Linked DNA regions of Homo sapiens: region 2 is linked to region 1. Evidence: chromatin loops called from intact Hi-C (ENCODE). Cell type or tissue: transverse colon. All regions are shown on one strand. Links, peaks and the distances in the headings refer to the core of each region. The heading gives the core; the rest is flanking DNA. Region 1 has its middle 16 kb from the start of LINC01948. Region 2 overlaps C5orf67 (chromosome 5 putative open reading frame 67).

Evidence for each region. A loop is a pair of places that touch in the nucleus more often than their neighbours do. Peaks named below come from ENCODE experiments on the same cell type or tissue, not always from the same donor. Only the 100,000 strongest peaks of a DNase experiment are listed, where the experiment ranks them.
Region 2: it touches region 1 in a loop (5-fold over the local background); 12 of 110 quality-filtered maps call a loop at or near these places.

The regions. Positions count from the first base shown.
Region 1 is chr5:56,489,757-56,505,031 of GRCh38, forward strand. It overlaps the pseudogene RPL26P19. Among named protein-coding and RNA genes, the nearest start is that of LINC01948, 16 kb to the left of the region's middle. In transverse colon, for the core only: no CTCF peak of the experiment used is centred there; no DNase peak of the experiment used is centred there.
Region 2 is chr5:56,582,195-56,597,469 of GRCh38, forward strand. All of the region lies in intron 1 of C5orf67 (chromosome 5 putative open reading frame 67), which reads right to left. Among named protein-coding and RNA genes, the nearest start is that of C5orf67, 16 kb to the right of the region's middle. RefSeq lists enhancers at 6,606-6,685, 6,816-7,075. In transverse colon, for the core only: no CTCF peak of the experiment used is centred there; DNase peaks (open chromatin) are centred at 6,877 and 7,303; H3K27ac peaks cover 2,009 bases.

The DNA of each region.
Region 1 (15,275 bases), core at 4,005-12,004:
CTTTGAAAAGAAAATTAAGGTGGAGGAGCATTGTCATTTAGTAGGAGCTGCTGAGGCCAGACAGTGTCCACTCTGGGCTGTGCATCGCCTTCCTGGGAATCTAGCCTGGACTGACTTAACCTCAGCCCACATGTACAGTAACCAAGCAAATTGAGGTCGATGACCAAGTTAAACACATTTTCATGGATTCAGGACCCTTGCTCTCAAAAAAGAGGTTTAAAATGATATTGATCCAAACCTCTTTGTTGTACAATGTTCTGGTACAGGAAACTGGTGATGATGATAGTGATGGTAATAATAAAAATGACAGATGGCTCTCTTATAAGAGCTTATGGAGGGCCAGGCACTGTGCTGCATGCTTTACACATATCATCCCATTTAATCCTCACAACTGTCTTTTAGAGCCCCTTTTATGGATGATGAAATTAAGACTTAGAGAAGGACAGTCCCTCATTCAGGTCACATAGTGACATGTGGAGTCAGGATTCACATTCCTGCTGAACTCCTAAACTCCTAAGGTTACATGCCTTCTGCACTCTTTGAAAAGGGTCTTTCTTGACCTAAGTCAAAAAGAAACATGCAAACTCTAGTTGTCCCAAAAAGAGATGGAGTCACCTATTCCCTCAACTCCAAAAGTCACTTGAATTCTGCCTTGAATTCTTGAACTTTGGGAAGAGATGGCAGGTTCTACCTGAATCTCTCAAACACTTTTAAAAGTGGAAGAATTATAGCAAAATATCAATTATTGACAAATGTTCTAATTGTCCTTGAATGTTCGTCAATCAACAAAGTCCTACCTAAATAGGTTCTCTCCTTCCTAATAGATCCTGGGGTAAGAGTTAAGCATTCTAATTTGCTCTTTTGTTCTGAGTTAGCTGGAAATTTTGCCACCAGTATTAAAACAAGAAGAATAAATTTATATGTGGAAACACTTTTACTTCCCAATACTCTAGAGTACTGTTACAATGAGACAGCAAAGTTATCCGTTTATTCATCCGATCATTTAATTGACATTTATGGAGTGCCTAGTATTTTCTCAATACTGCGCTAGAGGTGCTGGGAAGAGAGAGATAAAAATAAATGATACTCTCTTGTTCTCAAGTTGCTTGCAAATTTGCATGCATTGGTTCTAGTTTGGATTTTGCCAAATCCAAGGAAAAGGATCTTCAGCTGGTCCCGCAAAGCAAGCTCCAGAGAAACTCAACCGCAGAATTCCATTACTTGTATAGCTTTCTGGGTATGAAAAACAGTAAGAGGAACTATCACAACTCTAGGGTTTTTTAAGGCATGAATCATAAACCAGATCAACAGGTATGGTGACGGGCTTGCCAGTTTAGCAATTGTCTCTATAAAAGGAGAGAACTACTTGATCAGAAGGAAATGCCAACGCTCGCCCCCACCCCACAGCCCTCCCACGTGAAGCTCAACCTCTCAGAGTGCTGTTGAGATGCTGTCTGTTTTGTTTTGATTCCAGCTCCCTCTCTACCCAGCTGAGCCACATAGAGAGAATGAAGCCTGCCATTTTGCACACAGTTTTGCCTTTGCGGCTGTTTATTTTGCTAAGACTCTTAAACCTGTCAGCGAAGCGGTTTCCAGCCCAGTCTCTGTGGTAATAATCTCCCTTTCTAAGAGATAAGCACCCCGAGTGAGACAGATTGGAAGACAAACTAACACACCAAAGTTGCTGAGTACACACGACTCTTTAAAGATGGCCTCATTCACTACTCAGGCTTTATTAACTTCAAAAAAGAAAAAGAACAACAACAAAAAAGTCGAGCTTGGAGGTTTCAGAAACTCCCTAAGAAATTACTAGAAACCCCTCAGTGGAAAATGCCAATGCATGCACACATGTCTGACCCAGACCCACATTTCTTGCAGTACAAGGGCTGATGGAGAAACATCAGCAGGGAAGACCTGTTGGGGAGCTGGAGGGACAGGACCTCTTGACAAGCCTAGAGTTTACTCAGACGTCCCAAGTTCTGAGATATAAACCAAGTTTTATCCCCAGAAAACCAAACCAAACACTCAGATGAAAAAATGCCACTTCTCAATTTTCTAAAATCAAATTAAATCTTACTTTGCATCCCCTTTTCTCCAGGGCAGGAAATTTATTCTTGGTCATTAGGAAGGAACTCCTTACCAAAGATAATGCTAGATCCTTTTGGCAGGGTTCTTGTCCATCTTCCATGGCCTGTTTAGAAGTCATTGAACTTTTTTGTTTTGCTGCTTAAATCTTGATTTTATTCAACTGTGGGACAGCAACATACTCAGGGAAGGTGGGCCCTTCCCCAAGCTCAGGCAAATGGAACGTGGTTAGTTTAACCTGAAACTGTGCAGCAAACCTACCTTTCCTTCCACCTGCAGTGTGGGATGGGCATGTGACTGTGGATTTCTGGGATCTTCCATAGGGTGGGAGTGACGCAGGGCAAGTGAGCCCCCAAGTGGAGCTTAGCCTATAAGAGTTCTTGGCTTTGCCCAGGAAATAATTCAAGGGTGGGCCGGTGGTAGGGTAGAAGAAAACAGCTTTGTTGAAGCGGCAGTGTCACAGCTCTGTGACTGCTCCTGCAGAGCAGGGTTATCCTATAGGCAGTGTGTCCAGAGTAGCAGCTCAGTACAGTCTTGCAGTCATATTTATACCTGCTTTTAATTACATGTAGACTAAGGGGTGGTTTATGCAGAAATTTCCAGAGAAGGGGTGCTAACTTTTGGACCATCAGGCCATTGGCATGGAAAGAGTGGTAATTCCCTGTTGTTGCCATAGTGATGGTAAACTTACATGGCATGCTGGTGGGCTGTCTCATGGAAAGCTGCTTCTGCCTTGTCCGTGTTTTAGCTAGTCCTCAATTTGGTCCAGTATCCAAGCCCCACCTTCTACCTCAGGAGGAGAGTGTGAGAGGGGAATTTCCTATTTAATTAAAACAAAGGCATGTGAGGCAAAACTCCATTCTTTCCTTCCTTTTGAGCACATCCATGTGAGGCACGATGCTTGGACCTGCAGCAGCAGCCATCTTGTTGTTAGGAGGGGAAAGGAGAGCATCACCAAGAAGCCGCAGCCTCCTGACAGTGTTATGTTGCTGAGGTTACCTCTCTGGAACCTCTTGATGTGTACCATGAAGAACCCTTGATGTTCAAGGCTGTTCTAATTGGGTATTCTATTACTCACTAAAAGCAGCTTCCATTATACAATCTTTGAAGTCCTGAACACTGAGGACAGTGTGGTCTTCTGTGGTCCACCCTGTGGTTTTCCATCCGTGCTGGTCACCACTGATAATGTCTGAGCCCTCATCGTCTCCTGTGCAAACGTGCTTCACTGTTTTGGTGCCAAACGTGAGTAAGGTGGGGGACCTCTGCTGACGATTGCCCCCCCAAAGCCTAGTGTTCAGTGTCCCTGGGGCACCACACAGCCACTGCTCAGTCACTGTCCTGGGCTGCATTCAGGAGCCCACAGGAAAGCTCCTGCGTGGCAGTAATGCTGCGGTGACCTTGCCTCCAAGATCAGCTTGGGTGAAGAGGTTTTGATGTTGTCAGGCCTTCCTACGGCTTTTAGTAATAGGCAGTTGTCACTGGTAACAGATTCTCTGTCCTCAATTCATTCACTCAAAGCTAAGAAACTGGGTCCTGAGGCAACAGTCGGACCAGGCTTTAAAATGACCTCTGGAAATTTGAAGTAATGGTTTGGTTGAATAACTGCCTAGAAAAACACTGGGTTCTCTCCCTCCGCTTACCCCACCCACCCTACTCCATTCAGGATCTGCACAGCCACGAATCTGTTATGCGGATGCATTTTCAGTGCTCCCTCCCTCTTTCACAAGATATCTCCCCTTCAAGGACTCTCCCAGTGGCCAAGGACTTAAAAGCAAAAACAAACTGAATAAAGTTTCCATTTATCTTGAAAAGCTAGCCATCGAGTGGATTAAAGGGAGATCGAAAGACCTAGAAAGGTAAACCAAAGGTTAAGGATTCTTTTCTCTCCACACTGGAACTTCTTCATGTTACAGTTGATGGTCCATGGCTCAATAAGCTATGAGCCACTTCTGGTTCCTCAGAACGGTGCTTTTAGAAGCAGAGCTGTTACATGTCAATAAGCGTAACATTTGCCTGAAGAGCTTTTTTGGTTTAAAAGCATGTTTCTGGAGCCTAACTTCTTGCGATTCGAATTCCTCAGGCCTGGGATGGGGCCTGGAGAACTTGTTTTATGTTCAGCCAGCCCAGGCCATACTGACTGAGTAGTTCCCGAGTCCACACTGAGATACGCTGTCCTGCCCCTTGGAGCCAGGCATTTCATTTGGTCAAACGCAGCCTCCACCTTCTTCTCATTATAAGTAGCCTCTTAATTAAAGAAAAGAAAAAAAAAAAAAACAGAGTTAAAATAGTTCAACCTGAGGTTTTGCCAAAGCACTCAGCAAAAATGTTTGTTGATTCCAGAATCTAAAACGCTAAATGAGGGTCAAAAATGAACCTCAAATTACATTTGAGAGGAGACTTCCTACAGTTACTCCATCTTTTGTAGGAACTAATCGGAGCTGGTGTTCTCTAGCACACACTTTTTGGCAGCTTCATAAACTGTGTTTGAGGTTTCCCTAATTCTCCTGGCACCCCAGGGAACGGCCTAGGGAGCTCTTCCATGCAAATGAATAGTTTTCCTTATCTGGTTCTCAGAAGTTCCCCTTTCTGATGAAAACCACTCTGAAATTGGTTACAGAGCAGGGGCTGGATGAGAGGCCCCAGCTAGCCAGCCAGCACCTCTAAATAAACAGAAGGGGTCACATGATTTATCGGGTGATGAGTGTTTGCTGGAAAGCATGTGGCGTGAGGTGACTGTCCAGTCGGAGGGAGTGGGGGAAAAAAGGCACAAACATGCAGCAGAAAACTCCTACTTGCTTTTAAGGGAAACTCCCCTCCTGTAAGGACAGTCCCCGGGAGGCCCTTTATGAACCAGGCGAGGAGGAACGTTGTGGTTTTATGTGGGGGGCTGAGCTGGATGGGACAGGCTGGGAAGACGCCAGTGATCTGGGAGCAGGCAACTGTCTCCTAGAAGAGTCTCTTTTCCAAATGTTTCCCCAGCGTCTTCTCAGATACTCCTGTTTAATGGGGTCCTTCCTGTGATCTGGTCAGGTTTTCTATTGGTAACCTGAAAAATATTTGCTTGATACTTGAGCGATCACTCACTTGACAGAAGAACCTACTTATCCAAGGCTTTTGGGGTGGGAGGTGACAGAGGGAAGGGCTAGGGATGGAGGTGGACAGGGTCAAGCTGGCAAGTTAAAAGAGAGAGTGGCAATGGTTACACAGGCTCTGGTCAACTGCAAGGCAAGACTATCCGGGCTGATTATAGCGATCATTGAGCTGCTTTACCCAGTACTGACTAAAATTCCAAATGCTTAATATCCATTCTCAGGGGTCAACCACGGTTGATAAATTTCAGCATAATGCTCATATCTTTCCTACTGAGGACTGAAATGTCCTTATCTCTAAAATAACCTCTACAAATTAAGGAGAAAAATCAAAGAATGCCCAAAAGATAGGAACATACAATTCATAGAAAAGAAAATACAAACGGCTGTTAAAAACAAGAAAAGATGTTTGACTTCTGTGAAATCAATTTACAATTATTTCAAAATAGATGATTTTTAGAAGGTGGTTAAGTTTCACTCATAATGAGAGAAAAGCAAAAACTACATGAACTGGAAAGAAGTATAAAATGGGGGTTACTGGGCTCTCAGTCCTGTCCTGTTTCTTGACCTGGGTGCTGATCACATTGTGTGTTTAATTTGTGAAGACATTGAGCTACACACTTAGGATCAATATATCTTTATAAATATATTTAAATTTTAAAAATTTAAAAAGTACATTGGAATTCCATTTTTTTACCTGAGTGTCAAAGATAAACATGATAACACATGATACTGAAAGGGATGTAGAAAAATAGATACTCTCATAGATAAAAATTATAACACAATATTGAAAAGGATGTGAAGAAATACACACTTTCATACATTGTTAACAGGAATATAAATGGTACAGTTTCTATGGAGGGCAAATAGACAATATCTATCAAATATACCAATAAACATACCTTTTGACATAGCAATTCCACTTCTAAAATTTCTCCTACTCACACATGTACCAAATGATATGAATACAATGTCATTCTCTAACATAGTGTTAGTAATAGCAAAAGATCAGAAACAAACTAGATGTCCATTTTAAGGAGGCAGGCTAAATAAATCACTGTAGTTCTATAAAATGGAACATTACACAACTGTAAAAAAAGGAATTGGAAACTCTTGATGTTCTGCAGAATAATCTCCAAGATATATTGTTGCATTGAAAGAAAGGGAAGTATAGAAAGAAAAGCATATGTAGTATTCTATCATTTGAAAAGGTAAGGGGAAAATTATACATATCCTCACTGACATATAAATAAAACCATCTCTGGAAGAATATACAAGAAACTGGTAACATAGCTTTCAGGTGGGAGAACTGAACATTTGGGGAACAAGATTTGGAGGGAGACTTTTGCCATATTTCTTTTGAAACTTGAATTTTGAATTACATGAAGGTAAAATCCAGTCCAAAAATAAATGACGTTTAAAATCTTAAGCCTGGATTTTTTGTGCTATGTAATATCTTGACTTTTTAATTATTATTTGGACTCCACTTTCATATTTCTCTCTCTTACACTTTGTCATAAACCATCCCATCGTCAATTACATCTGTGAAGAGCAGGGAAAATTCTACCTTATAAGATCTGCACATCAATTATGATAAGACCTGACTTCAGAAATGTTTAACTGGGAAAATCACATGCCATCTAGAATGGAGAAAATCCGTTAATCTGCTTTGCTGACTTATCAGGCCCCAGACCATGAACTACCATCACATGGCAATCAGCGACATTTTTCCCTCCTGTTCAGTATCATTTACTAAGTAGCAGTACAGTCCATTAGCCTTTGGTCTGCCATGACTACTGTATCATTTTCTGCTATTCCCACTTGCTTCCTGAATAGGCTCTTGTTTCCTCTTTTCTGGGTAGTCTGTTTATTCTCCCTCAATTGTGCTATCTCCTGCATCTCACTAATGAGCTTCATCCTGTTTTTGACAGACCATTCTCTGTTTCGACAAGGTAAAATTGATCAGTGAATTAAACACATGTGAAACATCTCCAAATACAAACCCACTACAGGGAAAGATTTAAATGCTGTCCATTTCCTTGCCGATAATAACTTGGAAGGCAATTTTAATAGCCAGACGGATGCTGAATGGAGAGCTCTGTTTAAACTGTGTCTTCCATAAATAGAAACAAAGTGCAGACATCCTGCCTCTTAACTTGACTTCTTTTGTCATCTAAAGCTTTCAGAAGTATGCCTTTATTTGTTTTCTTGATTTATCTCTTTCCTTCTACTGCAAATGAGACTACAGCCAGGGAGCACCCACAGCAGGACTAGGGCTGAAAGGACTCCCCCTCAATTATCTGTCACTAGGAGACCCCCATGACACCTTGGGCCACCCCTTAATATCTCACTGCCTTGTGAAGATGAGCCAGGTGAATCTTTCATTTGAATTGCGAATTTGATCACTTGACTCCAAAATGAGACATTCCATTCAACCAAATGGACATTCCTTATGAACCAGGCAAAGTGGGAGTTCAGGTAATCCAAAAACCTGAAATTGCATTTTTAAGTTTTGTCTCTCAGACTCAGAAACTTTCAGAAATAAAAAGATGTTAGAAATGATTTAGACTCGGCTAGGCGCAATGGCTCATGCCTGTAATCCCAGCACTTTGGGAGGCCGATGTGGGGGGATCATGAGGTCAGGAGCTCGAGACCAGCCTGACCAACATGATGAAACCCCATCTCTACTAAAAATACAAAAATTAGCTGGGCGTGGTGATGCAAGCCTGTAATCCCAGCTACTCAGGAGGCTGAGGCAGGAAAATCGCTTGAACCAGGGAGGCGGAGGTTGCAGTGAGCCAAGATTGCGCTACTCCAGACTGGGTGACAGAGTGAGACTCCCTCTCAAAGAAAAAAAAAAGAGATGATTTAGACTTTTAGACTCAGAATTGATAACCTGAGGCTCTTAGAAAGCTCCAGAGTGCACGAATGGACTCACGGATTCTCTCAGTCCTGGTGGGCTAGGATATGCTGTGGAAATCTGTCTGAAACTGGTGGGTTCTTGGTTTCACTGACTTCAAGAATGAAGCTGCGGACCCTCACAGTGACTGTTACAGTTCTTAAAGGTGATGTGTCCGGAGTTTGCTTCTTCTGATGTTCGGACATGTTCGGCGTTTTTTCCTTCTGGTGGGTTCATGGTCTCGCTGGCTTCAAGAGTGAAGCTGCAGACCTTTGCACTGAGTGTCACAGCTCATAAAAGCAGTGCAGACCCAAAGCCTGAGCAGCAACAAAATTTATTGCAAAGAGCAAAAGAACACAGCTTCCACCAACATGGAAGGGGACCCAGTGGGTTGCCACTGCAAGCTGGGGCAGCCTGCTTTTATTCCCTTATCTGGCCCCACCCACATCCTGGTGATTGGTCCATTTTACAGAGAGCTGATTGGTCTGTTTTACAGAGAGCTGATTGGTCCATTTTGACAGGGTGCTGATTGATGCATTTACAATCCCTGAACTAGACACAAAAGTTCTCCAAGTCCCCACTAGATTAGCTAGACACAGAGCGCTGATTGGTGCATTCACAAACCCTGAGCTAGACACAGGGTGCTGATTGGTGCATTTACAAACCTTGAGCTAGACACAGAGTGCTGATTGGTACATTCACAATCCCTTAGCTAGACATAAAGGTTCTCCAAGTCCCCACTATACTCAGGAGCCCAGCTGGCTTCACCCAGTGGATCCCGCACCAGGCCGCAGGTGGAGCTGCCTGCCAGTCCAGCACCGTGTGCCCGCACTCCTCAGCCTTTGGGTGGTGGATGGGACCAGGCACCATGGAGCAGGGGGTGGTGCTCGTCCGGAAGGCTCCGGGGGCGCAGGAGCCCACGGCGCAGGGGAGGCTTAGGCATGGGGGGCTGTGGGTCCTGAGCCCTTCCCCGTGGGGAGGCAGCTGAGGCCCGGCGAGAATTCGAGGGCAGTGCCGGTGGGCTGGCACTGTTGGGGAACCCGGCGCACCCTCTGCAGCTGCTGGCCCAGGTGCTAAGCCCCTCACTGCCCAGGGCCAGTGGTGCCGGGAAGCTGCTCTGAGTGTGGGGCCTGCCGAGCCCACACCCACCCGGAACTTGTGCTGGCCCGCAAGGGCAGCATGCAGCCCCAGTTCCCGCCCGCGTCTCCCTCCACACCTCCCAGCAAGCAGAGGGAGCTGGCTGCGGCCTTGGCCAGCCCAGAGAGGGGCCGCCACAGTGCCGGGGCGGGATGAAGGGCTCCTCAAGCACGGCCAGAGTGGGCGCGGAGTCCGAGGAGGCACTGAGAGTGAGTGAGGGCTGCGAGGGCTGCCAGCACGCTGTCACCTCTCAGTAACAAACACTTTGAGAATCTCAGTGGCTTCAAAGCAACAAAGGCTCATTTTGTACTCATACCACATGATAATACAGGGTTGGCTGGGACATTGCTCCTGCATCATCAACATACTCCTGGACATGATAGAAATGCAATATCAGGAATATTGCTGGCATCAATGCAGAAGGAAAGAGAGCTAAGCTCTTAATTCTTCAACCTAGAAGGGGGACCCTTTGCATCCCATTGGCCAATGCCTGAGTTCAGTTGGGGTAAAGAAGTATAGCCCTTCTGCCAGGAGGATAACTACTTGGAGAACTGTTTACTGTAAGGTCCACAAACCCTTAAAATTGTATGCAGAATTATATGTTAGCAGACATATGTGCATGCTTCTGGGAGCAGTTCTGCAGCTTTCAGCCTCTTCCAAAAAGAGTCGTTAACCATTCCTTCCCCACCCCTCACAAAGTTGAGAACCAATGGTTTTAGTCCAAATTCCTTATTTTACAGATGGAAGAACTTGAAAGCCAGATCTTTAAACGACTTGCCAAAAATCAAAACGATGTCCCCAAACTTGCCAAAACAACTGTTAATTGGGAGCAGAAGCAGCCCCTAAGACTGTATCAGGGAAAGGCCACCCTTTCAGGCACAGCAGAAGGCTCCAGCCTCCGCTTAACCAGCTCTCTGCATCCAAATTTAATTTAGAGAGGAAGAAAAGAGGTCATGGGAAGGGTCTTTGTTTCCTGTAGGTTTCAAATCCCAAATGGAGGTTGGAAACTGGTAGAGGATCCTCCTTGGAAACTTTTGAAAAATAACTTGTTTGAAAATATTTCAATGCCAAGAAAAACGTGACCCCTGGTCCCTGTCCCCTACTGTTCGCCTTTCCCTTCGGCCCTCTTTCCTTGTGTCAGGTAACCTGGGCTTCCATCATATTCTTCCAGCTTCCTCATGTCTCAACTGAGCTTCCCGTTGGGGACCAACAAAAGACATTATCCTGGAAGAACTGTTTTTTCCATCTCTTTTCATAACTCCATTTCCTTTCCGGAAGACCATGTGTTTTCCTTAATTCATTTCAGCTCCCCATCCTGCCTCCTCCCTTTTTCCCCCCACCTCCATCTCAGGCTGGAATATCACTCAGCTTCTCAACCAGCGTGGCAATGTTTCATTTCGGCCTTCCAAACAAACAGAAGTTGATGAGTCTCCTCTTCTGATTCTCCAGCATGAAGACCCTCTCCTTTGACCACTGCCGCCAATACCAGGATGTATGGGAAGAGTTGGCAATTTATCTACGTTCTCGATTCTCTTTTCTCTTCCTCTTCACTCGGTTAACTATTTTCTCAGCATATCCCTCATTTGCTGTCCGTTTTCTATGATGGACTTTTGTCAGGCCATGGTGGGGGACCAGGAAAACCAAACATTATTTGTATAACAGGTAGAAGTTATTATATATCAGCATAGAAGGCAAAGATGAACTGAGACCAATAACTATGTGATGGCAGGAAGCCTAGAATTCAGGGACATCTGCCTTCAGGTTTTGTGGAGCCTGAAGTATTTGGGGACCTCAATAAGAAAAATAATTTAAAATTGCGAGAAGGTAGTCAGGCATCAAAGTAAATATTTGTTTAGACATTAATTTAATTACAAGTGAATATGTGTTTATAATTCCTCATCCTCCCCTCCACATCAACCCCTTACAGGACATCAAGTATAAGGGAGGGGACACTGGAGTGGAAACAGGCAGCAGTCTTAGCCAATTAAAGTAAAAATATACTGTATTTGCAAATTTGACAAAAATGCACAATCACATGAACACCTTGCTAGGGCTTCTCCAAAGGTCTTGGGAAGGCGCCCCTGCAAGTGAGTGGCCCTAAAGTGTAAGATTCACTAAATTTGAGAGTCAGACTGTGTTGGAGATAGATGTAGCCAAAATATCTGGAAGGTGAAACAGGTCAAGAAGCCAGCAATCAGTACCTAAAGTCTCAGGCAAGATCCAATATTTATAATTTTTTTTTATGTCAGCTCTAGTTTTTTTCCACTCCCCCTCCCCTCCAATTTTTTTTTTTTTTTTTTTTTTTTTTTTTTTTTACTGCTAATGGCTTAATGCCCCAAGCCTCTAAGGACTTACATTTTGACAAAAGGTAAGCCAATTAAGGAACTCTTCCCAAAGAAGTGATTTTCAGTGCCACCAATATTGAGAGGAGTGAAGATTTCAGGAGTTGGGGACATTGTGTCTTCTCCAGATTCCCTCCAATCACACCAGGGACTCCTGGAAGCAGAATGGAGGGATAATGAAGTTTTCCATACGGAGTCCTGGACAGCCTTTAAGTGAATTAAGAGCATAGCGTATAAGAAAGGAAGGACAAATTGCATTCTTTGCATGTACACTGAAGGCTGATCCTGAAAACACCTTATGATGCTTTCTCCCCACCACATATTCAGATTTATTCTACTCTGAATTACTACATGGATTTTCCCATTCATAAGGTAAAAAGATAAAGAGATACCCTCTCCCTTCCACTCAAGAATGGTTGAGAATGGGAAGAATTTTCTTAGAGAAAAATTCCAACTCTTCCAATTGTTGGAAGAATTTTGTTCAGCGAAAATGGTATAAAGGAAGAAAAAAATTAACCTCAAAGCCAGTAAGGGAAAGTATGAAAATGATAAGTTTGGGTCAAATATCTGTTACAACCCATGATTCTTTCTAATTCATGGGGTTTTTTTCTAAGTCCAATATCAGACTGTGGTTCTTATCTAGGGGAGACATCCTTTGGTACTTGTTCTTTAGAACTGTGCTTATCAACACTTTTCTCGAGTAGCATGGACCTGTGTTCTTATTTAGGCACAAATGGGATGCTTGTTCCCACATACGGTCCTGCACAGAAGTTCCTGCCCTTGCCCTAAGGCCTGGCCCAATGCATATGGAGACTAACTGGTAACACACCTATGATCTGACTATCAAAGTCTTAGTCACGCCACCAGATAGCAACTTCCTTGCTTCATAAGCTTTAGCATGTCTTCCTTCACAGAAACAAGACAACATTTACAGGGAAATTCCAAATGTAGGTGATCCATTAACTCACTTAAAAACAGTCTCTTATTTCCAGGGCAATGGAAAGAGATTATTTTCTTCCAGTCTAAATATAGGCACAAATGAGAACTGAAACCACAGGGCTGATAACAATACTGTGGTTGATTCTTTTAAAGTCACTATCAGCAGGAAGAGCCAATGGGAGTGTTCAGTGAGGGAGTGGGGGTGGGAGAGGGTCAGAGAGACAAGGAAGCAGCCAGGTGCCAAAGTCGAAAGCATCATTTGACTTTAATCCTGTTCTAGAAACTCTGGTTGACATCTAAGTAAAGTCTGTTTTTATTTTGGAAGAAAATCACTCTTGTTTATTTGGGAAAATATTTTTATAAATTAGTTAAGTCAAACAATTTCTGAGTAATCCTAAAATTTGAGGTACTTGAGTGGCTTATGAGACTATACAAGTGAAGAGTGTATTAAAATAGAGATCTAAATACTAGACTTAGGAGCAACCAAGTCCTATTAATTGAAAAGACTGCTAGATTGGGGTAGGGTGGGGAGGGGCTTTCTAGTATCCTGAAACTGGGAAAAAAATCAGGGAAAAGAAGATAAAAATATCTTCTGTATCAAAAACAGAGCCCAAGGCTATGAACTAGACCCACTCTTCACCATTTGTCCTGGTGAGACAGTCAAATTGGCGTGGCTCTGAGCAAGGTGGCTGGTCCGTGCTGCCTAAATATGGCTACAAAGGCATAACCTGAAACACCAGATGGGAATGTTCAGATGCAACCCAGGGATGATCACAGGCTGGGTGATCTTATAGACTAGAGCGTCCCACGGAGCCCTAGAGTGGGGACGAGATGGGAATCTGAACACAAACTCTGCCACTCACTAGCAGTGACACCTAAGACAATCACTCCATTGTTCTAGACTTCATTTTCTTTGCTTTCAAAGTAGGACTGAAAGCATATGATTTGGGAGGGTCCTGAGGTTCTGACTATAGTCAGACAGGTCCACATATGGAAGGGCATTTAATGCTTGGGTATGTATGTTTGCACTATTAGACTGCTGGGTTGAGATGTTGTAGAAAACATCAGAATGCTAGTTGGGAGCTATTGTTATTGTGATTCCAGTTACCCTAAATCCTTCTTGACTCCCCAATGGGTATAAATACATAATAATTATGACTATTACCCATAAGGCCTCAGTCAACATTAGGGGTGTTAAATTAGCTGAGTTGTTGGACCAGAACACCTCTGAGGCCCTTTTTAACCAAGGATGTCTCATGATCCCAAGATTCTTTTTGGACAAACTTTAAACAAGTTAAGATCAGGGTCTTTAGGAAAAAGTTATCTGTCTTTGCTTCTCTTTCATATCCTTCTTTCCTTGTTTTAGAAAATTAGATTCTTTTGGGGATTGGTATGGGGCAAGAGGAAAAATGAGGAGTCTAGGCAGAGTTTTTGTGATGAGGCCAAGATCTCCTAATTCCATGGAAGAAAGTGAGATGGCTTGTTTAATGTGGAAAGGACTGAAGTTGTGGATTCAAGGATCAAGGATATATTTTTCCCCTGGACTGTTTCTAGGCTGGAGGAGCTGCACAGGATTCACAATTGAGGCTACAAGATAATCTGCTACAAAACTTTTATTTTCCCACCATCCCAAGCACACCACCCACCTCAAGGCAGGAGCCCAGATGAAGCATATGATATTAATTCTCAAGGGTTAAAACACTTTTCAGTATTGAAATTTGGGAAGCTTGAATACTTGAAGGTCACATACTTTGTTGGTGGCAAAATGAGCTCTAGATCTCATCTTGTTATTAGTCTGCTAGGGCTGCCACAGCAAAATACCACAGAGTAGGCAGCTTACACAAGAGATTACTTTTCACATAGTTGTGGAGGCTAGAAGTCCAAGATCAAGGTGTCGGCAGGGCTGGTTTCTGGTGAGGCTTTCTCCTTGGCTTGCAAATGCCCGCCTTATTGCTGTGTTCTCACCTGGTCTTTCCTCTGCATGCATGCCCTAATGAGGCTTCTTCCCCTTCGATAAGGAATTCAGTTCTTTTGAAGAACAGTGCCATCCTTATCACCTCATTCAAGCTTAATTACCTCCTTAAAGACCCTGTCTCTAAATAGAGTCTGACTAGGGGTTAGGGCCTCAACATATGAAATTTGGTGAGACATAATTCGGGCCATAACACTCCCTAACTCCCCATCTAATGTTCTCTCCACAGCAACACACTACACACCAACAGCAATGTGTGTGCAATGGGTGGTAGGAGAATACTAATTTCATTATTAAGTTGTGAAAAATCAGTGTTTTTAGAGAGATTCCAAATAATTATGGCACTCTTGGGTATTCACAGGTATTTTTTTTTCTTTGTTTCAAGTTTTAATCGAAGCTTGTATATAAGATTACTTTATTCCTGCATCTTCTCAATTGTTTCTTCCTTGTATTTGCCCTTTTCCTTTCCTACTTGGCAAGATTTGGCTTTCCGTTCAAGGATCTTTTCACAGTCTTTGTCCAGTTTTAGCCTAGTGATAACCACCTTGCTGGGGTGAATGCCTACGTGGACAGTTGTGCCATTAGCCTTTTCCCGCTGCACCCGTTCAATGTAGATAACATATTTCTTCCTGTAAACCTGGACTACTTTGCCAATTTGCTGACCTTTATAGTGTCCACGTACAACCTGAACTTCATCATCCTTTCGGATGGGCATGGATCACACGTTGTACTTCTGTCTCAGCTCTTTGGAAAGAGGGGAAGACATAGTCTTCCTTCGAATGTGGGAAGGTGCATTGAAATGCCTTTTGCGA
Region 2 (15,275 bases), core at 3,093-11,092, 92 kb after region 1:
CACCACGCCCAGCTAATTTTTGTATTTTTAGTAGAGACGGTGTTTCACCATGTTGGTCAGGCTGGTCTCGAACTCCTGACCTCAAGTGATCCACACGTCACAGTCTCCCAAAGTGTTGGGATTACAGGCATGACCCACTGTGCCTAGCCTGATTTCTGTCTTTTGTATGGCTGCATAGTATTTCACAGTTTATATGTACCACATTTTCTTTATCCAGTCTGTCACTGATGGGCATTTAGGTTGATTCCATGTCTTTGCTACTATGAAAAGTGCTGCAGTGAACATTTGCATGCATATGTCTTTATGGTAGAATGATTTCCATTCCTCTGGGTATATACCCAGTATAGGATTGCTGGGTCAAATCGTAGTCGTGCTTTTAGCTCTTTGAGGAATTGCCGTACTGCTTTCCCCAATGGTTGAACTAATTTACACTCCCACCAACAATGTGCAAGTGTTCCTTTTCTCCATATCCTCACCAGCAGTCTAGACTTTTTAAGGGTAAGTTAGACTACCTACTTATATCTGAAAGTAACTAGAAAAGCCAAGGTATCTGCCACAGAATTCATCCATAGGCAGGCAAGGAAACAACAGAGTGAATTTCAAGAGTCAACAATGAGCAGGAATAAAGTTGCTTTCTATTTATACCCTACCAACTTCAACTTGTTCAATAGACTGCTTACAAATATGTACTACACACACCCATACATATACTATACTTCTATTCTCATGGATACTTTTAGTCACCTAGATTCTCTGCAAAGACACAGTACAAACTGATAAAAGCAGTTTCCCCTGGGAAAGGGGAACAGATGGTTTTGGAGCAAGAGTGAGAGATACCTTAAATTATGCCTTTTGGATTCTGATCATAAACACATAGTTTTAAAAATTCATTTAAATTCAAAATATTTTAACTAGTATGGAAAGTAAAGCAAATAGAAAATTAAAATAGGAAAGTAACGTGGAGCCAGGCATAGGTTAGTTTACTAAATACATAGCATAAAGTCAGATAAACTTGCTATGGAGTAGAAGGCAAATTTGGCTCTAAGTCTCTGGTTACCAGCGTGAAGAAAGAAACAGCACGATTTCCACTGTTCATCAGGAAAAACAAACCATTTGCTCAGGACAAACAAAGCTACTTCTAGAACTAAAGCCAGAGTTAAATTTCTCCTATGGATTCTCTCTTTTGAGTCCCCAAAAGTAGTGAAGAATACCTTCCCTAACCTCATTATTATAAACACAGGGCAAAACTAATAGCGTTGCCAATCTTATGATGTTTGTTATTATTAGTAACAGGAGCTAAAGGTGATATGAACCAGGGTTCATTATTGGCTTTGTAGGTGAATTAATAAAATCACAGCAATTATTTGGCTTTAGTAGAAGTAATGAGAAGAAAATTAAGTGGTCTTGTTACCAGTGGAAGAGACCCAAGTTACCGGCAGTGAATCCATAAGGGGTCCACAGCAACTTCAGTTCTTGCCTCCTCTGAAGAAAGAATTTGACTGAGGGGCATATAGCAGAAGAAGAGACCAAGGCAAGTTTCGGGGCAGGAGTAGAAGTTTATTTAAAAGGCTTTAGAACAGGAAAGAGAGGAAAATTCGCTTGTAGGAGACCCAAGCGGGTGCTTGAAGGTCCAAGAAAGAAAAGAGAGCAAAAGAAGACAGCAAAAAAGAGGGGCCTTTAACCTTGATCCTAGGACTTTATAGGCTTGCCTCTTTCCCAAGATTTTTCCTTTAGGGTGGGCTTTCCACATGCCCAGTGCTTTCCTTACCCGTTGGAGTTGAGAATGCACAATGTATTTAGGGAGTTATACACATGCCCATCTAAGGCTTTCTTCCCTTTTCCGGTGGAGTGTGCCCCCAGAAGATCATACTTCACCATTTTTGTCTCTTAACACGCATGCCCAGGAAGTTGCTTCTCCCTGGGGCCTGCATTCAATTAACATTTTGAGGTTAACAGGTGTGGACCATCAGGAAATGGCCTCTCCCTGGAGCTGCCAAATACATATTTTTAGAGAGGCAATGCAATAATTGCCAAACCATCACCCAACATTTCTAGTGGGTTGGGGGAGAACCCTGTCCTGCCCTGCTCATGCCTAACTACCTGTAACAGTCTATGGCCCTGAATCATTAGGCTGCTCCTACTTGAAATTCACTCAATCTTCAGAGTCAGATGCATCCAACTGTCCATCAAAGATTTAAGTTCACAACAGGTTGTCTTCAGATAATATTTGAGCTTTGAGGCCTGTGCACTGTGCAATGAATGAATGATATAGTTGCACAGAATGTTCACCTAAATATCTTCACTACAAGCCAAAGTAAATGTGAATCACCTACCACTACTCGCATATGTGAATGGATAAAATTAGAAAGACTGACCACACCAAGTGCTGATAAGGATGTGGAGGAACTGGAACTCTTATAAGCCACTGATGGAAACACCAGATGATGTGACTACTTTGGAAAATTGTTTGACAGTTTCCTTAAAAGTTACACATACAGCTACCATCTGAGCTAGCCATTCTATCCCTAAGTACTTACCCAAGAAAAAAGGGAAAATGGCCAGGTGCAGTGGCTCACGCCTGTAATCCCAGCACTTTGGGAGGCCAAGGCAGATGGATCATGAGGTCAGGAGTTCGAGACCAACCTGACCAACATGGAGAAACCCCATCTCTACTAAAAATACAAAAATTAGCTGGATGTGATGGCATGCACCTGTAATCCCAGCTACTAGGGAGGCTGAGGCAGGAGAATCACTTGAACCTGGGAGGCAGAGGTCACATTGAGCCAAGATTGTGCCACTGCACTCCAGCCTGGGCGACAGAGCCAGACTCTGCCTCAAAAAAAAAAAAAAAAAAAAAAAAAGAAAGAAAGAAAAAGAAAAAAGGGAAAATGTATCTATACCAGACTTGTACACAAACAGTAGCAGCTTTATTTGCAATAGCAATCCATACATCCATCAACAGGTGAATGAATAAACAAATCGTGATATGTACATACAATGGGACAACAGTAAAAAGAAATTAACTATTGATACATGTAACATCAATGCTTGAGTGGTTCTTATGCCTCAAGAACTTTACACTGTTTCATTTAAGTCCCATGTCCGCCCTATAAGGTAAATACTATTGTTCCCTCTTTGTAGACTTGAGAAAACTGAAGGTTAGAGAAGGTCAGCAATTTGTCTGGGGTTACCAGCTGATGAGTGGATGAGACACAGACCAAGTCAGTCTGACACAGTATTCACACACACTGTGTAGCAGGGAGCAGGACTGCTTTGATCGCCTTGGACCTAAGAACCCCTTCAAGGTGAGGTAGTACCATGCAGGAGATGACCTCCAACAACCAGAAGGGGCTCAGGGATGGTGCAGAGAAGGCAACTTTGAAAGAGGAAGACATTTTTTCTTTCTTTGGATAATGCCCAGATGACTCACCCTTTCTCCTCTCTCAGCTCCAAATCTTCATGTCTTAATCTTGATGTGTCAGATCTGGGGACCTATTGGAGTGCTCCCCAGAGAGGTTGTCCTTCTGTCTCAAAGCACAGGTTAGGACAAGCAGCAGCTCTATTTGGGCATCTATTCCTGAAGCGAGCTGCAATTTGATATTCTTTTACTGTTTACTTCTGCTTTAATTACAGGGTGGGGGAAAGAGCTCCTAAAATTTGCCAAAAACTTTGGTGATTTTTAAAAAGTCCTTCTTTACTTTCCAATTATTCAACTCTGCTGGGAAAGGCAATAGGAACGCTTTTGGAACTGAGTTTGCTGCTGAGTTGCCAGGGTTTCGAGATCTCTGCAAAGGTCATTGTTTTTTGTAAAGGTCATTGTCTTTTCATGAAAACCCCGGCAAAGCATGCCAACGCAGGAAAGCCACCAGCTTGCCAAATGTCCGGTGTCCCAGTCACCTGCTCTTCCTGCCCTAGGAAGGATGTGAGATGATCTCTGGAGTAAAGACATCAGATGGGGTTTGTTCCTTTCTTGCTCTTAAATCAGCTGCAAAATGCAAGAACAAAGCACACACAGGATGATTCCCTGAGCCCTGTGCCGCCTCCTCGTTAAAGGCCAGCAGCTGCTGGGTGTTGCACAGAGCGAGATAAGCAATACGACATTTGTAGCCGTTCACATCCTGAACGTAGAGCATTGTGTTCTCAACGGAATTTCTGAGGCTTCAAGCCCTGAAGAATACCCAACAAGTGAAAATACAGAGAAAGGGTGTGCTCTGCTCAGGGGTCCTGGGTGGGGTGGGGGATACACAGCAGGAAGGGCAGGCAGAATCCAGCAACCAAGTCACGAGTCGCTAGCTCTTCAGAAAAGTGGCTCTGCTGACAAGAGAATTAGGGCAGGATGATTTTGGCAAGCCCCGTGTTGTGTTAGCTGCGCAAACTTTTTCTGTTCTCTTATGCAGCCTCTTAACAACTGGGTGGGGGCATCTTTTCACATTTCATGGAGAGGCTGATTCTTGTCAGATGTTTAGCAAAGGGCTTCCACATTAGGTTTATCAAGCACACACAATTCCAGATGCAACGCGGAGTCCATTTAGTTTGAGAAGATTAAAATGTGCCGTTTCCTGCCATTGGCAGCATTTTCATTTTTCCTCTTTCCTTACAGTTTTCTCACATTACTTGAAGTGATTCTTACCCTTATCTTTACACTGTGTTTTAAAGAAAATTATGGGGGAGAGGAGAAAAGACCCAGAGTGTCACCGGGAGCACCTGACAGGAAGCCGCTAAACTGTGTGAGCACCTCCTGATTGGAGATATTCTCCTCCCCGTTGGATGCCTCTGATTTACCTCTCTATGGACAGATACTAATTTCAAACCCATGGCCATAAGATTATTTCAATGACTTCCCTTCCATCTTCCTGCCTCCTCCAATAGCCTCGATGTCCTTATTCCTCCCCCCAACAAGCCTACCTCAGTCACCCACCATCAACAAACACAAATGCAGCTCTCCACAGGTCTCTCACAAAGAGTCTACACAGATCCCACACCAACCAACTCCTACACCCAAGCCAATGCCCCAAGAATGTTATCATCATCTGAGAGAAGGGCTAGGACAGGCCACCCAAATACAGTAGTGACTGTACTGTACTGACAGAAGCAACTCAGGATATATGTGTTTGTGTGTGTGTGTGTGTATCTATATATATATATATATCTCCATATGTTCTCTTCGAAGGAGATATCCCTAGAGAAATATATGTGTATAACTAAATATATGAACACTTTCACTTAATGTAGATTTAAATATATGTAGATACATGTATATATATTCTTTCCCCTATCCCATCCATTCATTCATTTATTCAACTTAAATTCATTTAGTGTTTACTGTATGCCAAGCACTGTTCTAGGCAGTGAAGACTCAACAGGAAGAAAGAGCCAGGTGAAGACTGGCTAGGCAGTGAAGACTCAACAGGAAGAAACCGCATTTCCTGCACTTTGATAGGAAATGTTGGTAATCCTACATTTGGTAGAGTAAGACAAAAATAAACACATAAATGTATATTTCAGGTTATGATAGGGGATATGAAGAAAAAGCAAGCAGGGAGGTAGGAAGTGATGGGGATTGAGGGTGATGTTTTAGATGGGTGGTCAGGGAGGCCCTTGCTCAGAAGGGGAAGGCTGAGTGGAAAGCTGAAGGAAGCGAGCATGAGCCATAAGGACATCAGAGTGGACACCCAGGGAGAGGAAAAAGCACGTGCAAATGTCCTGTTTGGGAGCATGCTTCTTACTTTGAAGAAGCAGCAAAGAGGCCAGGAGTAGAAAGAGTAAAGGGAAGCGGTGGGAAATGAGGTAATAGAAGCGGGGCCCAGAATGAGAAAGGCAGACTCTGGCAAGCTCTGAACAGAGGAGAGGCACCATCTGATGACTACTGGCATAGCAGGATGCCTGCTGAGTAGGAAGAGTTTGAGCAGTCAGGGACAGAAGCAGGGAGCCTAGTTTGGAGGCAGCTGCAGTAATCCAGGTAAGAGGTGATGGAGCTGGGATAAGGTAGCAGTGAGAGAGGTGGGAGTGGAGAGTTTCTGGATATACTGAGAAGAGAGAGCTTCAGGAAGTGCTGATGGACTGGGCTTGCGGGATGGCCTTGGTCCTGAAACTCCTGGCAAGGGAATAGGCCCAGCTGTCAGCTTAGAGAGTGCAAATGCATCAGAAATCAAGGCCTCTTGAATTCTGGCTCTTACGCAAGAGGCAAAGACCCCATTTATTTAGCACCTACTATGTGTCAGGTGCTGCCTTAGGTATTTTCACAGAAACTTCTTCCTCACAAATCTTTGAGATGGGTTTGACTACTTCCACTTCATGGGTAAGGAAACCAGAATCTCAAAGAAGTTCAATCAGTCAGGGACGGAGATCTGAACCTGTGTCTACCAGTCCCCAGGGCTGTTAATCAGAGACCTTTACAGAGGGAGAGCCTAGCAGAGTGGCTTGGGGGTCGGGGGTCGCTGCAAGCTCAGCAAAGGGAGGCACCAGAATAAGGGAACCCTCACACCCTCCCAGGCAGCCACAGCTTCGCACCAGAGCTCCAGGGTGGAGCTGCAAGTCACGGGTCTGACCTAGCACCAAGCTTCCTCAATAGGATCCAGGATGTAGCTGCTGGGGCTGCAGCCACCGGAAGCAGGAAAACCAACTAGGGACAGGCAGGAGATCCAGTTGACCCATCCAAGCCCCAGGCCCGGCTTTCCTGCGTGAGAGGGAGGGTGCCACCAGGTGCTGCCCACAGCCCCTGTAGTCAACGCCCTTCAAATTTAGTTTCCACATTTCAGCCTCCACACACCAAAACTTTCAGCTAGCCATCCTGGGAGGAGCCCCTAGGTCGCTGCCTCTGGGCTGGCTGGGGCCGATTGGAGGAAATGGGCCTGCACTCAACACTTGTGCACCTGCACTGGGCGTTGTGTATTTCTCCTCTGGTTGCCAGAGCAACAGAAACAACAGTGGCTGCTGAAACCCCCTTAACACCACAGCCCAGGCTGACCCTGACCAATGGCAGCCAGACCTTGCATCTTGGCCTCTTCCCTTTCCTCTCACCCCCCTGAAAGTATCTCCTCTGAAACCAAAAACTTAACCGGCCTCTTTCACTGAGCTGAAATGGTTCTCAGAGCTTGCCCAACTCTGAGCTCTTCCTGACACGCCTGGGTTTCTGACTGTCAGCACCCCAGGGAGAGGGTGGGACGCCCAGATCCAGGCATGGAGCAGAATGTCGCCTAGGGAGAGCGCCGGGAGCCTCCTCCTCAGAACCACTGCGGAAGCTACTTTACTGCAAACAACCTAAGTAAAGTGGGCAGCTTCCCAAGGTGTGGCCCCAGCTGCTGACCCCAGAGTTTGTACTCAAACACCCGTGGGCCTGGCTACTGCCCTTATTGACAAATCCAATCTCATCAGATGCTCTGGGGCTGTAGGTCTTCATTCCATGTCAGGAATGCCCCGCTTTGAGAGGACTTGTGATTGTGGTAATTTATGACACCAGCTGCTGTGAAAATGACTGGGGAATGGGCAAATTGCCCTGCCTGTAAACTCACAAATGGACATCCAGGACCAGAGATGCCCTCGCTCGGAAGCAAGCACCCATATCGCCCTGCCTCAAACTGTGGGGTGCTGGGCTAGCTCACGTTTCATCTCTCAGGTTGCTGTTCAAGTTGCAACCAGAGAATTCCATGTGCTCAGCTGGGAAACAGGACACCAGGGTCCTTCCCTCCATTCTGTGAGTATCCACCACAGGAGGGTGAGGGAAGAGGGCACCTCTATGCTGTTTTTTTAGTTATTTCCACAACCCCACAAGTTAAATATAGCATTTTCCACATGTGTACAACTGAGAAAATCAAAGTTCAGTGAGGTTAAGTGACTTGTCTGAGATTGCACAGTGAGCAAGTAGCAGGACCAGGATTTGAATCCAGATTTCCTATCTCACATTATACTGTAGAGGCATATTTAAAGTCTTTAATAAAGGGCTCAGTTCCTTGATTATCCCACACAATAAACAAAATCATAGGTACTCTATTAGTTTGCCAGGGCTGCCATAACACAGTATCACAGTCTGGGAGGCTAGCAACAGGAGTTTATTGTCTCACGATTCTGGAGGCTAGAAGGCCAAGATCAAGGAGTGGGCTACTTCTGAGGCCTCTCTCCTTGGCTTGTAGGTGGCCATCGCCTCCTCCCTGGGTCTCCACATGCTCTTCCCTCTGTACATGTCTATGTCCTACTCTCTTCTTATGAAGACACCAGTCACGTTGGTAATCCTAGCGGGATAATTCCAGTGACCCCATTTAACAATAATTACCTCTTTAAAGACTCTCTTCAAATGCAGTCACATTCTGCGGTATCAGAGATTAGGATACATGAATTTGGAGGGGGAAGATACAATTCACTCCATAACAGGTACCAAGCCCTGTCTTTTCAATGCTTGTTTTAGCTCCTCAATAATAAAATATAACAACAATATTCTAAATATAAATAAATATGGTAGGCATTCAAATGATCATGAAAAAAGAAGGCTTTTACTAAAAGTTAATTGTCTTTCTTTTTTTTTTTTTTTTTTTGAGACACTGTCTTGCTCTGTTGCCCAGGCTGAAGCGCAGTGGTGTGAAGCTCAGTGGTGTGATCTCAGCTCACTGCAACCTCTGCCTCCCAGGCTCCAGGAATCCTCCCACTTCAGCCTCCTGAGTAGCTGGGACTGTAAGTGCATACTACCATGCTCAATTAATTTTGCTAATTTTTGTATTTGTTGTAGAGATGGGGTTTCATCATGTTGCCCAGGCTGGTCTCGAACTCCTGGGCTCAAGCAATCCTCCTGCTTCAGCCTCCCAAATTGCTGAGACTACAGGCTTGAGCCACTGTACCTGGCCAAGAAATTGATTTTCAGCTGCCATTCTGTTAGCAATTTTTTTCCGAAAGCATTTCCTATGTACAAAACACTTTGATCATTACAATGCCATATGGTACATAGCGCCTCTACTCATTAAACTTTCACTAGAGCTGAGAAGATAAGAAGACATAGACCCAAATAACAACCATACAAAGCAGACATGCTCTATGCCCCAAGAATGGTGCCCTGTAGAGTACCAGGAAGTCCACAGGATGAGACATCACTTCTATTTGGGATAATCAAGGAAGACTTCCTGGAGGCGGTGACTTTAAAGCTTGACCTTAATGTCACATGGGATTTTAATCGACAAAAATCGGCGATGTTGGCTTTTCAAACCATACATTTGGACCTTATATTTGGATTTTTACCCCTAAAATTTCTATATAAAAATAGGAATAATATTTACAACATCATCCTGCTACACATACCTTGATGAGGAGCATCTCCAAGGAGACCAAGAAAGAAAAAGGGCAGTGTCCAGAGAAATAGAACCCAGCAGTCTGGTGCACCTGAGTCTCTCTTAAGCCCATATAAAATAGATGACAGGCTTCCATGTGTGCTGCGCCCCTCTTCCCTCACTGGTAACCACATGCCTGCAGCAGCCAGCAAAAAGTCTGACACTGTTGTGAGGCTGTCGTCAGCCCAATTTCTCGTTTGTTTGTTTGTTTGTTTTGACAGAGTCTTGCTCTGCCACCCAGGCTGGAGTGCAGTGGCAGGATCTCAGCTCACTGCACTCTTTGCCTCCTGGGTTCAAGCAAGTCTCCTGCCTCAGCCTCCAAGTAGCTGGGATTACAGAAGCACACCATCACACCTGGCTAATTTTTGTATTTTTAGTAGAGACGGGGTTTCTCCATGTTGGCCAGGCTGGTCTCAAATTCCTGACCTCAGGTGATCCACTCACCTTGGCCTTCCAAAGTGCTGGGATTACAGGTGTGAGCCACCACACCCGGCCGATTTCTCATTCTTTATTCAGAAATCAGGAGGGGGCTCGTTTCCCAAGATAGGATAAGACGTTGGGCAGACAGGTGGCTCCAGAAACATTTTACCCAAGAACTAGGTTTATCCTCCATCTTCTGTGACTTTGGAACTCTTAGCCTTTTCCTTTCATTACTCTTCTGTATCTGTCTTTAATAGAGCAGAGACCATTTAAATCACAAGGCCAGCTTGCTGTACTTGGGGGAGTTCTCAGGGTACAAACCAAGCATGGGGTATGTCTGATTTTGTACTTAGTTCTCCCTGCTAGGAAAGCTCTTCTGTCTCCCATCCAAAGTAGTTTTCTCTTAGCCCTCAAAACTCAGCTCAAAGAGCACCCCTTCAGAGAAACCAATTCCTTTCACAGACACTCATATCTAGGGCAGGTTTCTCTACTATATTGTCCCATTATTCCTCTCCTTCACAGTTTGTAGCAACATATTAGTTTGTATCTCCTGCAGCAGATCTTAACTTCCACAAAGGCATGTATGGGCCACGATTATCCTCATGTCTGACACATGGAAGGTGCCCCCACATGTGGACCAAACCACTGGGAGGCAGCCTGATGTACCAGTAATTGGAGTCAGACAGACCTTAGTTGGAATGCCAGCTCCAACACCTACTATTTGGACAATTGATTACAATTCCTGTATCTCAGCCTCCCCTATTACAAAATGAGGATAATCATGTTTATTTCACAAGATTGTTATGAGAAACATATAGATAAGAACATCTAGCTGGCATTTTGTGAGTGCTCATGCAGTAATATTAATTGCTTTACTTCTTTTATTACCCGAACAGGCTCACCATGGTTCTCAGGGAAGCTTGACTCTCAGGCCACTCAGACCTTCCTTCATAAATCCCAAAGTCTGCCCTAGAATTTTAACTCAAGATTGAAAATGCTTTCTGGAGCTCTCTGAAGCTGAATTGGGAGGTTTCATTATCCACTGTGTCTGTAAGTGTTCTAAGCTGCAAGAAATGGGAACGAACTCCTTCGTCTAAGATGAAAAGGAAGTCCTCAAAAGTAAATAGGCTGCTCGGAGTTTCTAGAATGATGCAGAACCAGGTGCAAGGGCTCTCCCTCAAGAACAATACCCCACATCAGGCCACAGAGCTGGGCCACGAAAGATGCTGCTGCAGTTGACACCAGGCACAGGCCAGCTCCAAGTACTGTGTGTGGTTGGCCCTGGATGCTGGATGCTGGCTATGGAACCACAGTCCTTGTTGCCTCTGGGAACTAAGCATAGAGTCACTGCTGTCTTGCCCTCATCAGAATGGAGGTCTGTCCATAGTGCCTCTTTTAGCGCTGCTTCAAAGTCTAGGAAAGGGGCCATGCACAGTGGCTCACGCCTGTAATCCCAGTACTTTGGGAGGCCGAGGTGGGCAGATCACCTGAGGTTGGGAGATTGAGATCATCCTGGCCAACAGGGAGAAACCCCGTCTCTACTAAAAATACAAAAAATTAGCTGGGCGTGGTGGCGCATGCCTGTAATCCCAGCTACGTGGGAGGCTGAGGCATGAGAATCGCTTGAATTCAGGAGGTGGAGATTGCGGTGAGCCAAGATCACACCATTGCACTCCAGCCTGGGCAACAAGAGTGAAATTCCGTCTCAAAATTAATTAATTAATTAATTAAATTAAATAAAAAGCATTTTAAAAGTCTAGGAAAGGCAATTCTGACTGGTGGAACCCAGGTTAACGTGCCCATAAATTCGCTGCAAAGCAGGCTGAGGAAACACAGGTCTGCCACATTCAGCTTTTCTATGAGAGAAGCCTCTGCCTTATCAGCTCAGGAATTCCTCCCCAAAAGGAAAGGGGTTCAGTCACTGGACATCTAAAACACTGACAACTGCCTGCCATCCCCTGGAATGGACTCGGCTCCTATTTCCCGAGTCTTTCCTCACTCTACCCGTGCTAGCCTCATTGACTAAGTCCTTAATTGACCACTCTCCACATACAAGCATGCTCTAGGTGACTCCTCCCTGCCCCATATCCCTGTTCAAATATTTTCATTTTCTTTACTCTTTTTTCATCCATTTGTATCAGTTTTCTTCCTCCAAAGTCATATGTGCCCAGGATTCTACATGCATGTAACTCCACAGTCAGTCCATTTCACAGCTCAACTCTTATTTCTAAAGTTCAATTTATTTCAGAATTACCCTTAACCTATTTAGAATGGGAGCAAATTCACATTTACACAATATTTTAGGGAAGAGTTCCTTCTCTCATGTGCCCACCCATGTCAATGTCTGAAACAGCCAGCCTCAGTGAACATTATGCTCTTAAGATGGTCTTCAAAAAGTACTATTCTTTGGTCAAATGAATTTAAGAGAAGTTTCCCTGTGAGAGTTACAATGCACATTAGGTAATTAAAGGTCTGGAAAGTCATGAAATACAGAAGCCTATTTAACTTTTAAACCCAACACTTCCAAAGCGTATTTGACTACAAACCATCCCCACATTTTTTGTTGTTGTCTTTATAACACTTTTTTACATCCAAAGCATGCTGCAATAAAGCTTCTTAAGATACTTTATTCAGAAGATTCTCATGTTCCCTTCCTCCTGAAAAAACTATCCCCAAGTAAATGAATCTCTGCTCAGCTTGGAGAAGGAGAACAGAGACAATGGGGAGAGGTGCCATACTGTAGACCCTTGCTACTCAAAGTGCAGTCCGTGGACCAGAAGCATTACCATTACCATCACCGAGGAGCTTGGGAAATGTAGCATCTCAGGTCCCACCCCAGACCTGGGAAACCGGAATCTGCATTTTAGCAAGTTTATTCCTATGCACAGTAAAGTTTGACCCATACTGGCATAGATAACTCCTACACCTAAAATCTCCAATTCCCCATAATGAACACGTCAGGAGTTCAACTCATGCCCAAGTTTCCATAAGTAGAATTTGCTCCTCCCTTTAGGGTTTTACAGAGCTCAGCATTCTTTTTCAGGGTGGGCCCACACCCTTTGGAATTCTGGGAGTTTAAGGAAACCTTAGCATTTTGTGGTTTGACCACAAAGAAGCTGAGCTGACTTCTATGATCTTTTATGAAACATCCCGTGGGGAACCTCTGGCCTCCAGCATTGAGGGATGTGCCATCAGGACTATCACTGGAACACCTGGGAGGTACTGTTATAACAAGCCACAGCCAGGTAGCGTTTAGAAATCCAATTCTGCACAGAGTACAAATGGAATTCTAAAAGGGCACTTCATTCATTTTCTGCAAAACTAGTCTCCCAACCACCAGCATGTGTATTTACCAAATGCAGTAGATTTTAAAACAACATAAACTATAACCCAAAGCAATGCTGGTATCTGGACCTCAGCCAGCCTGCCACCCTGTTCACCTGCCTTAGGTTACAAAAGGTTCCTATAATGACCTGCTTCGTAGAGTTGGATGTGAAGGGATTTCAAATCAAACAAACCCAGGTTCAAATACTGGTTCTGCCTCTTACCAGTCCAGTTGAGCCAACCATTTTGCTTTTTCTCTCTTAGCTGTGGGTTCTTCCCTGTAAAACAGGGCCATGAGGATTGGCTTCACAGAGCTGTTGTAACGAGGACTCCATCAGGTGAGATGTGGGAAGCACCAGCTCAGTGCCTTTCTGGTGCCAAGAGCTTCAACCACATTAGATACTTCCCCCCATCCTGCCATTCCCAGCCCACTCCCCAAGTGTCAGCTCAGGAATTCCCTTCCTGTAGGCTTCCATCCTGAGGCGACCACCCTCCAAGCCCTGTGGCTGTGGAAATAGCCTGGATCCTCCTTCACTCTTCAACCACTGTGGTCACCTAGCCTCTGCCCTCCCAATTACCACAGACCACAGCTCCAGAGGCAGCCTGGAGAGCTAGCAAATTTCTTTTTCCACCTCCCTGACAGCCCTGTGGGACCACTCCTAATCTGTGACAGGCTTGGGGAAGGAGGCAAAGGAGGAGAGCTTGGAAGTAAATGGGAGAGGCAGGGCTGGGGGGAGTCCTTTCTCCACAGACCTACAGTCTGGGGTTTATACCTTCTGCCTCTGAGAAGAAATAAAGAAAAAGGAAAATGTGGTATACTTTCCTCTTAAGCCATTGAAATAAGGTAAATAAATGAACCTGTTTTCTTCTATTTAAACTTGGAGCTGGTAGAAGTTGATTCTACTAACCAACTCTCATGCAGGGATACCGAGGAAGAATCTTCATGGAGGGAAAGCACGTCTATCATGGGTAAGTCACCATTCCCTTAAACGGAAGAGGCAGAGATATAACCATTGAGTAACCAGACTCCCAATGACATGTGAACTGAGACTGAACAAGATCACGAGCCACTGATTGATGATTGCTCCAATGACTTGTGGCTCATTGTTAGTACCAAGGGAGCATTGTTGCTAATCCTCCCAGCTATGAGTGTTTTCCAGATGAGATAATGTTCTGTGGACTGAGAGTGTGCACATTAGCAACACTGGCAAGGTGAAGATGAAGATGATCAGTGTGAATAAACAGCAAGTGGTATACAGCCAGGCCTCAGAGATGGCAGGCTTGGTTCCAGACTATCCCAATAAAGTTAGCATCACAATAAAGCAAGCCACATTAATTGTTTGGTTTCCTACTGCATGTAACTGTTATGTTTCCACTACACCATAGTCTATTGTGTGCAACAGCATTATGTTTTAAAAAGTAATCCACATAGCTTAATTTAAAAGTACTTTATTGCTAAAAAAAAAAAAGTGCTAACAATATGGAGCCTCCAGCAAGTCATAATCTTTTTGCTCGTGCAGAGTCCTGCCTAGATGTTGATGGCTCCTGAGTGATCAGAGTGGTGGTTGCTGAAGGTTGGGGTAGCTGTGGCAATTTCTTCATGGACAATGAAGTTTACTGCAGCAGTTGACTCTTCCTTTCACAAAATATTTCCGTTAATTTTTTTTTTCTTTGAGGCAGGATCTCGGTCTGTCACCGAGGCTAGAGTGCAGTGGCATGATCTTGGCTCACTGCAACCTCCGCTTCCCAGGTTCAAGCAATTCTCATGTTTCAGTCTCCTGAGTAGCTGGGATTACAGGCAATCACCACCACACCCAGCTAATTTTTGTATTTTTAGTAGAGACAGGGTTTCACCATGTCAGCCAGGCTGGTCTCAAACTCCTGACCTCAGGTGATCCACCCACCTCAGCCTCCCAGAGTGCTGGGATTATACGTGTGAGCCACCACGCCCGGCTCACAAAATATTTCTCTGAAGCATGCAGTGTTGTTTGACAGCATTTTACCCACGGTAGAACTTCTATCAAAACTGAAGTCAATCCTCTCAAACTCTGCTGCTGCTTTATCAACTAAGTTTATGGAGTACTCTAAATGCTTTGTTATCATTTCAACGGTGTTCAATGCATCTTCACCAGGAGAAGATTCTATCTCAAGAAACCAGTTTCTTTGCTCATCTGTTAAAGTTCTATCATGAGATTACAGCAATTCAGTCACATCTCCAGG